Linked DNA regions of Homo sapiens: regions 1 and 3 are each linked to region 2. Evidence: chromatin contacts called from ENCODE Hi-C data. All regions are on one chromosome and are shown on one strand. The core of a region is the stretch at or near the end of the contact, and the rest is flanking DNA. Distances in the headings are between cores, read along the strand shown. Region 1 overlaps RHBDD1 (rhomboid domain containing 1). Region 2 has its middle 24 kb from the start of SCYGR1. Region 3 has its middle 23 kb from the start of DAW1.

Region 1 (3,269 bases), core at 143-2,642, 510 kb before region 2:
CATCTAGTGGTTTTAACTTACCTCCTGTTGGTCTTGGTGAAACGGTCCTGGCACACTTGAGCCATTTACTCAACATATCCTTGAGTGCCTCTCATGTGCCTGGCCCTGTCCTGGGTGTTTGGAATACATATGTAAAAGCCACATAAAGGCTATGTTCTTGGAGTCTCCATCAGGCTCTTTCATAACTTTCAGTTTCCCACCTTCTGGAATGAGAGGTCACTATTCCAGGCTGTGGGAATGCGTTCATTTGCTTGGCTTTTTTTTTTTTTTAAGCTTCTAATTTTGTATAATGTATGAATGAGACACCATTGCTGCCCTCAGGGAGTTTGTGTGTGACAGAGAGAGACGGACAGGCAGGCAGACGTGTAAGTACTGTGCCACCAGCAGACTGGCTTCGTGCCAGAATAAGGTAGGAGCCTCAGCTCTGAGGGGAGGCAGGAGAAGGAAAGAACGGCTCTTCAACTGGGGTGGCATTTTTTGACAGAGGTGCTGTTTGGCTTAGCCTATGGTCAGAGAGTGCTTGGGGGATGTGACAGTGGGGCATGTGGGAATGGAGGTAGTAGACGATGAGGTCTCCACCCTCTGACTTTGCAGAGATGGGCAAGGCCAAGTGTTGGAAGGGCTTAAACACACACCGGAGTATTCTGTGAGAACCAGTGGATTTCAGAGGATGGCAATGACACCACTTGCCTTCTGCCTCAGGAGGATAACTGATGGCCGTGTGTGGGATGCACTGGAGAGCAAGAGCTGGCTTGCAGGGAGACCAGCTGGATGATTTTCTTTCATTTATTTTATTCATTCAACACACATTCATCTGGGGTTCACTCTGTGCCCAACACTGGGCATTTCCAAATAGTCCAGATGGCAGTAAGCATGGTTGTGGCAGTAGGAATGGGAAGGCTGGGAGGGGTATGAGAGGCATTACAAACGGGAAGTGGGAGTGGCACCCCAGAAAAGTCTAGTTTAAGGTGCTAGTGGATGTGTGCATGTGTGCGCGGGGGTGTCTAGAGGGTGGCGGGCAGCTGGAAATTGAGGTCAAGTGCTTAAAGAACAACTCGTTGTGTAGGACCCCCCCCTTTGTGGTAACAGCAGAGGTTTTTGAGAATCGCCAGTAATTTCTTAAACTCAGGCTGGTTGGGAGGTCATTCAGCCAGGGAACTCCACAAAGAGTGTTGCCACTTGGGTCAAAGTAGACCTCTGAAAATAAATCTTACAAGTAATTGCTGGTTTTAGATGCCAGTTTAAGAAGAGTTAAACCACTGTCATGCCCTAACGCAAACACTTTCATGCCCTAACTCATCTTTCAAGTTTGAAATTTAAATGTATGTTTCTTTGTTCTGAGTGACTGAAACATACACATGAAGACAACTTTGGTGGATGCAGGTGGGCATCTCAGTTCCTTTTGCTGAGTTTCACTTGCTCTCTGCTTCACTCATCCATGGTGTAGAAAACTGCAGCAGTCTGCCCTGCCATAACACAGATAGACATCATCCCTCACAATGGCTGGATAATTCCAGATTTAATGCCAAACAGAGAAAACTGATTTTATTTATGTTTTGTGATAAGAGGTACAGAAAAAAAACGGAAAGCGATGTAATGACTTGTCTTGACCAAATGCTTCCACTGCTCTGGAGGAGACAACCCACTTCCCCTGGTTAAGGAGGGGTGTTGCGTTTTAAACATGTGGTGGTTGTTATTCATTGTACTTTTTTTTAAGGTAGGAGATGTTGTTCTTTGGACTGAGTTAAATGCTGCTTAGCATAAAAGACTTGATGTGGAACAAAGCCTGCAGACTGTGACTATTTGACATGCACTGGGCTAATGAGAAGACAGAATGTCTCTAATCAGCAGCAGAACAAACACTCACAAAGGGTCTCCTTCCCTCCTAGGACTTCCTTCGCTGGGCATCTGGCTGGGATTCTTGTTGGACTAATGTACACTCAAGGGCCTCTGAAGAAAATCATGGAAGCATGTGCAGGTACAGAATAAAACACCTTTGGCATGACAACAGCTTGGAAGTTCATGTTAATTTTAATGTGAACAGAAGCAACCCCAAGTTTCCCTGTGGTTCAGCTCAAGAATTCCCTAATATGCCTGTTTTTCTTTTTAAACCGAAAGGTAAAACAACCAGTGCAGTTCCTTACATTGCTCCACAAAAGAGGCTGCAAACTTAAATTTCGAATCTGATACTTTCTTAGGGGACAAATATCAGTATATATTTATACCCTCAACCTTAATGCTACCCGCAGAAAACCACGATTTCCTAAAGAATGCAGAGAACTAAAGTGCCTTTAAAATAATGCATTCTTCTATAATAGTCCATGAATTAATATACGTGCAAGGCAAAGGTGAAAAAGAAAACAAAGCCTGGACTGAAGTGCATGGCCAGTATTTTAAAGAATTCAGACTGATGACCGGGTCCTTGGTGGATGAGCCATATATTCATGCATGGCGAAACCAAGTCTGTTATTGCTTGAAGCTTAGCTCCTGCTTTTTTTAATTTTGTTTTTCCCTTCAAATTGATACTCAATGAAAATATTTCATTTAGAAATACTTGTATTTTTTAGACCTCTTAATTTTCAATGCGATTCTCATTTTGACTTGTAAGAAAACTGGTTTGCAAACACTTGTTTTATAGACTGAGTTCCACTATTTCATCTTTTATTCATGGGAAGTCTTCTGAGACTATTTTACCTTTTCTTGAACCATAAATAATTTGTTTCACAGTTTGTGCTGATGACTGGTATTCTTGAGAACCATATAATATTCATGATAGTAGAAAGCTTTCCAGGCACTGCACTGGCACCTTTATTAGCAGGTCGTGTTCACTTTTGGTTGATTTTTACAGGCTGTGTTGCATTTAAGCAGATCCTCATTTTCCCACGTTTGCTTATTAATGTGTTTCCACTGTACGTACTTAGAGGAGGCAGTGGGAGCTTCATTTATTGAAAATGTCCAGTTTTATTGTATTTTCAATACAATTTAATACTCATTAGTACTGATAAAAGAGATGATTCTCGGGAGTTTAATGTCTTGTTTCTTTTTTCTGTGTCTCATGATGAAGCGGTTAGTAAAGCTTTTTGCAGACATGTTATGAAATTTAAGCAAGTGCTTTGTTTAATTTTTAAAGAGGATTTTCCCCTAATTATAATATTTAAACTCTTAGTTTTAAAAGCCTTAAAAAATAAGTGGTGACTTATTTCTACACCACTCCATTTTCAAAGTAATAAATACAATAGCAAATTAAATAGGAAAATTAGAACACTCAG
Region 2 (3,223 bases), core at 56-2,555:
CTTTGATGAATTTTAATACCTGGACGCATAAATATTTGTGTTTGATACTTTTAGGCATCTGAAAGAAGTGTCTGATTTCCTTGCTAAGGGATTGGCCTCAGGAACAGATGCATACCAGTGTTGAAATTCTCCTCAGCCTCGTGACTGGCAGTGATTCTTGTGTATCTGCCCTCTGCCTGTGTTGGAGCTGCTAAATTGTAAGAATTTGTAAGTTGGTAAAATACTTCTAAAAACCCTCAGCTCCATAAATATTTTTAAATTTAAATTTAATTTTGTTTTAGAGATAGGGTCTTGCTATATTGCCCAGGCTGGTCTCAAACTCTTGGGCTCAAAGCATCCTCCCATGTCAGCCTCCAGAGTAGCTGGCACTACGGGCACATGCCTTGCTTTGCTCTTTAATTTTTTTTTTCTTTTTTTTTTGAGATGGTCTCTTGCTCTGTCACCCAGGCTGGAGTGCAGTGGCACAATCTCAGCTCACTGCAACCTCTGCTTCCCAGGCTCAAGCGATTCTCCTGCTTCAGCCTCCTGAATAGTTGGGATTACAGGCATGTGCCACCACACTTGGCTAATTTTTGTATTTTTAGTAGAGACGGGGTTTCACCACATTGGGCAGGCTGGTCTCGAACTCCTGACCTCAGGTGATCCACTCGCCTTGGCCTCCCAAAGTGCTGAGATTATAGGTGTGAGCCACCGTGCCTGGCCAGCTCTTTAAATCTTAACGTAGTAACACCGTTACTAATTTCTCAGCTGCTTTTCTGAGTTTAACAATTTCTGACTGAATGCTTTATTTATAGGTTGACAATTCTCAGTACCCCTAGTCAGCCAAATGTGTCTCTCTCCACAACAGAGACTCACCTTCTCGTGGCTGCAAGCTGTGCAGCTGAAGAGGGATTCTGGAGAAAGAAGGGGAATCCTTTTGTTTGGGTCTATTAATGCTACGCAATGTGCCTGGGTTCTTGGAGGGAGACATATCCCATTCTTCCTTATTCCCTCCCATTGACTATACAGGAGAAACTGTATGGAGCTTACTTCAGAAAAACTATTAAGTCCCAAAGATGTGAAGTGTTTTGAATTTTATTCAAGTCCAACCTTGCAGGGCAACAACTCAACACAGCCATTCCTGCTCTTTCAGGAGAAGCCACAAGTGTGGGAAGACAGGCAGCTAAGTCTAGGGCACAGACAAATTAGTCATACTGTCTGCTTAGATCCTGAGGGCCTGCGAAACCCTCAAGGTTTCCTGGTGTCATCTTAAGGTGCTAGTTATTCCATTCTGGCTGCCTTTTGATTCATTTGGTTTTCTGCCCACAGGCAAGCAGAGGCGAAACCAACCTGCCAACTCTTACCTCAAACCCATTGAGAGAGACCTGGGGATTTCCTAGGGTTTTATTTTTACCTATTGCTCCCCAAACAGAAGTTCCATTACACAGAAGCATTTCTTTTTTTCTTTTTCTTTTCTCTTTTTCTTTGAGACGGAGTCTTGCTCTGTCACCCAGGCTGTCATGCAGTGGCACCATCTTGGCTCACTGCAATATCTGCCTCCCGGGTTCAAGAGATTCTCAAGCCTCATCCTCTCGAGTAGCTGGGATTACAGGTGTGTGCCACCACATCCAGCTAATTTTGTATTTTTAGTAGAGACGGGGTTTTGCCATCTTGGCCAGTCTGGTCTCGAACTCCTGACTTCAAGTGATCTGCCCGCCTCAGCCTCCCAGAGTGCTGGGATTACAGGCATGAGCCACCGCGCCCGGCCACACAGAAGCATTTCTCAGTGCCTAATCTAGTTTGCATATCAACTATTATGGAATAAAGAAACCAACAAGACCTTGCATTGCACTCCCTGGGTGGGATGACATATGCCTATCAAGGCCAGAGCCTCCTGAAACCCATCTCTTATTTCTGTTGGCACTGCTCCCACCCAGACAGAAATGAGTTAGAGTGAGGCATTCTCCCTAGTAACCACGGGAAGTAGGATTTCTCCCTGCAGAGGAGCAAAGGAATAGAGGAATGAATATCTTTGACTCCTACTCCTGTTCACCTTATGGGAGTCTTCTCTGATCCCCACAGCTAAAACACCGTCACTTCTACCCCATTCATCTTTATGCTCTTATCTGGCTTTATCTTTCCTGTCTTTTCCCCCACCAACACTTACCTCCCCCCTGCCCTAGAATGTGAGCCCCCTGAGCGCAGGATCTGTCTGATTCATTTACTGCTGTATCCTCAGTGCCCGAAACAGTATCTGTCCCATTTCTGAGTGCACAAAAAAAAAATCTGTTAAACAAATAGGGGACCTCTACTATTGCCAGGCACTGTGTCAGACCCTGTGCATACACTATACATGTGACACAGGTAGGTGTTAGTGGCATCATTCTACAGATGAAGAACCCAGGGAGTAACAAAGGAGGTGACATAACTTCCTCAAGGTCACACACTTAGTAAATAGTTGAGCATTTACTGCCTCTAGAGGGTCTATCCTCTAGAACTTGATCCCTTTTGTCAAATGCAAGAGCTAAAGAATTGTCGAGTAGAGTGTGTTTCATTCTTGAAACCATCTCAGTTTTCTACCTAGGTAGAATTTAGGAAAACAGAAGGGATGGCAAATATATATATATATAAAAACAGAGGAAACCTTCTTGAGGGTTACAACTTAAACAAGCACAGCCCAATACAAAATACTCTGAACTAAAATCAAACAACAATTCTCAGTATCTCAGAGGGTTTGATTAGTTTACTTAAAGTTTTTCAATCATCCCATATGCATTTACTGAGGCCCTCGTATGTGCCAGGCTCTGGGCTAAGTGCTCCGATACTAAGAGAAAGGCGGTAGACTTAGCCCTGTGGAATTTACTGTCCACCTGAGAACAATGAACCCAAGAGGTGTAAGAGACCAGGATTTCTGAAGAATACAGAAGAAATACTCAGTGTGCTTGGAGAGCAAGTGAAAGAGGGTCTGGCATAGACTGTGGGGCGGGGAGGGCAGGTCAGGGAAGATTGGCCCGAGGAAATGGTTTTAGAAGGGAACTAAACTTACCCTGGAGATTATAGTTGTCAAAGAAAAGCAAATCATAAACAGCCAGGACACACAACACAGACGTTACAGAGACACTGACAAGAGGAAATGGGAAGGAGGCGATTAGATTCATGGGCAGGAGCTCAGAGGAGAGGTACGGGCTGGAACTATATATTTGGAAGTCATTGGCTTACAGAAGGTAATTGAAATTGTAGGTGT
Region 3 (2,970 bases), core at 303-2,802, 440 kb after region 2:
ACAATCCCACCTTGAATTTAGAGTGATAATGAAGTTAAATGAGATTTGGCCAACAGGGCTAGGAAGGTGAGAATAAGTCCTCACTCCATGGATAAGTCTTAGAGGGAAAATAGGAAATTAGCAGAGAAGGAAAGAGCTGTCTAGGCAGAGGCAAGACTCACGCTAAAGTCTTCTTTGTCTATTTCACTCCTTCGGCACTGCAATTCTTCCCTCTACTCCGGCCCTCCAGGTGAGTGTGAGGGTTTAAGAAATGGGGCCCCCAAAGCAGGTCAGAGGCCAGAATATGTTCTGTTCATGTTTAGAAGATTTACTGGAGAGTTTTTGGAAGCAAGAACATTTTTGTTATGAAGTAAAAAGGAATATCTAAGATATCCCTCCGGCCGGGCGCGGTGGCTCACGCCTGTAATCCCAGCACTTTGGGAGGCCGAGGCGGGCGGATCACGAGGTCAGGAGATCGAGAGCATCCTGGCTAACACAGTGAAACCCCGTCTCTACTAAAAATACAAAAAATTAGCCGGGCATGGTGGCGGGCGCCTGTAGTCCCAGCTACTCGGGAGGCTGAGGCAGGAGAACGGCGTGAACCCGGGAGGCGGAGCTTGCTGTGAGCCGCGATCTCGCCACTGCACTCCAGCCTGGCAACAGAGCGAGACTCCGTCTCAAAAAAAAAAAAAAAAAAAAAAAAAAAAGATATCCCTCCTTCTCCCTTAGAACAAGGAAATACAAACTAACGGAAAAACCAAGGAAGATGTAAAGAAAAGAAGAGAAAACTAAGGAAAACTTGAGAAAATTGAGGCACAGATACAAAGGGGAAGAGAGAGAAGGGAATGAGTCAGGAGGGAAACAGAGAAAAGAGATTAAAGACATAAAAAGATAAAAGTATCGGGAAGCATTGCAGTGTGAAAGGGAAGAAATAAGCAAAGAAGACTTTGGAAGCTGCGTTCTTAAGATCTCTCTTAGATGAAAAAGGGGAGAGATAAATGAGAGAAAAGTAAAAAAGTTTTAGCAGAAAAAAAGAGAAATGATCAGAAATGTTTAATAGAAACATGAAAATTAGAAGTTCATGGGGCAAAAATAAAATGTGGCTTATTTTTATTTCTCTTTCTTAAAAGAGCAAACATTTGCAGGAAATCAAAAGGGCTCAAATTTCAAAGATCAACAAAACCAAGTGATGGGAAAAGCCTTTATAAGAGAAACTAGAATGGCATAAGAGGAATCTTAATAGTTTGATCATTTAAACAGGCTAAGGTAAATACTCACGCGAAAGAACCAAAAACTTTGTAAGAGTTATGATGCCAGAGAAAATAAGGAAGAAGAAAAAAGTGAACACTGTTACGTGTTCTAACTTGCAAGTCTCTTTCCCTCTTACTCTGCTAAGAATAAAAGAAAAGGCGGAAGGAAGAGATGAAAAGGGGGTCATTCCAACTCATTAAAACAGGGAAAAACCAACTATTGCAGAAAGGAATGGTGAGCCTGGTAAAAGTTGGGAGGAGGATGGGAAATTGCAAGAAGAGGGTTGTTAAAGTTATGAGTTCATTTTCCCTCGCCCCCTCATGGTACCATACTCACTCGACTGGAAAGGCAAGTTTCACTCCAGCAAATGAAGCAGCAAGGAAGTGACTTCACAAAAATCTTCCTCTGCTCTAGGGTAATTTGGGCCTTTCATGATTTAACTCAGTCTACCACATCTTGACCTAGTTGAAAACTGGGTCAGACTATTTTTCTTGAACGGAAGCCTAAAAACCACCCTCCCTTAAATGAATTTATATTTTTGCAGTATTGTCTATACTCAGTTTCTCTTTTACCTTTTTGGAGATGCTAACAAAAATTACTCAAGCCAGTTAAAGACCCTGGACCCAGAATCCATCGACAGAGGAAAAGGAATCAGGGATTTCATAGGAAAGTTGGAAGATTTGCTTTCGGTCCTTCTCCTGGTGGGGCACTGGGTGTTAATTTAAGTGACAATCAGCCCATTTCAGTCATGACCTTCCTCCCTCTCTGAGCAATTACTGAGGCACAGAAGAACTCCATTTTGGCTCAAAGAGTTTGTAAACCAAAAATAAAATTACAAGGCCCCGCCAACCATCTGAATGGACCCCTCTTCTCAGACAAGGGCATTCCAAAGTTGGTTCAAGCCATAATGTGAAGGGAGGGTTGGACATGCCACATTACACCCTCCTTCCTTTTGGAATTCAGGAAAAGCCAACCAGCATTAATATCGACACAGACCTTGAAGTCTGGTAAGAAATATTTACAATCTATTCTCTTGGAAGCCTGCTACTTAGAGGCTTCATCTGATTGATAAAACTTTGGTCTTCACGACCCCTTATCATCCTAAACCAGACACTTGTTTCTATTGATTCCAGGTCTTTAGATAATAACTCTTTCAACCAATTGTCCATCAGAAAAATTTTAAATCTACCTATAACTTGGAAGCCCCACTGCTTCGAGTTATCCTGGCTTTCCGGACTGAATCAATGTACATCTACATGTATTTGATTAATGTCTCCTGTCTCCCTTGAATTTATAAAACTAGGCCGTGCCTCGACCACCTTGGGCACAAGTTCTTGAGATCTCCTGAGGGCTGTGTCACAGACCATTGGTCCCTCATATTTGGCTCAGAGTAAATCTCTTCAGATATTTTAGAGTTTGACTCTTTTCCTCAGCAATTTCTATGAGGTGTGGAAGAAAGGCGTCAGGAGTTGGGGAAGAGAAGAGTGAGGAATAAATGAGGCTGCCCAGTTAGGTTAGGGGCAGGGACTCCCAGGACACATTGAGGAGTTTGGGAGGATGATAAAAAGAGTGGCAATATGATTAAAGCAGATTAGAAGAAACAGGCGTGGCTGGTGGAGGGATGTGAGAGAAAACTGGCCAGAGTGGGAAGCAAATTGATTCTTGATGAGTAAATGCATCCTGGCCAGGACCATAAATACTCCCTAGAGTATGATTACTCATGATCTTTTCCCCATCTGG

Evidence for each region. Hi-C counts contacts between places; a loop is a spot of excess contacts on that map. Pooled maps may share reads with other maps.
Region 1: a map with no recorded cell type shows a loop between it and region 2 (14-fold over the local background). The contact joins two enhancer-like sites. A Hi-C loop is called at or near these places in 2 of 37 single-sample maps with no recorded cell type and 3 of 50 pooled maps.
Region 3: a loop to region 2 is called in a map of GM12878, with 2.3 times the contacts of the local background. The contact joins two enhancer-like sites. A Hi-C loop is called at or near these places in 1 of 168 maps with a recorded cell type or tissue (GM12878), 3 of 37 single-sample maps with no recorded cell type and 3 of 50 pooled maps.

What each region holds. Positions count from the first base shown.
Region 1 is chr2:226,904,904-226,908,172 of GRCh38, forward strand. It overlaps RHBDD1 (rhomboid domain containing 1), which reads left to right. Exons shown (of 9, transcript NM_001167608.3): 6 at 1,890-1,978. Among named protein-coding and RNA genes, the nearest start is that of RHBDD1, 70 kb to the left of the region's middle. RefSeq lists a silencer at 1-93. Within about 2 kb of position 1,393, at least 3 of the 41 ENCODE cell types and tissues checked have a DNase peak (open chromatin) inside an H3K27ac peak, as active enhancers do.
Region 2 is chr2:227,410,251-227,413,473 of GRCh38, forward strand. No RefSeq gene overlaps it. Among named protein-coding and RNA genes, the nearest start is that of SCYGR1, 24 kb to the left of the region's middle. RefSeq lists an enhancer at 1,360-1,559. Within about 2 kb of position 1,306, at least 4 of the 41 ENCODE cell types and tissues checked have a DNase peak (open chromatin) inside an H3K27ac peak, as active enhancers do; they include GM12878, where a contact is called at or near this core.
Region 3 is chr2:227,847,204-227,850,173 of GRCh38, forward strand. No RefSeq gene overlaps it. Among named protein-coding and RNA genes, the nearest start is that of DAW1, 23 kb to the right of the region's middle. Within about 2 kb of position 1,553, at least 3 of the 41 ENCODE cell types and tissues checked have a DNase peak (open chromatin) inside an H3K27ac peak, as active enhancers do; they include GM12878, where a contact is called at or near this core.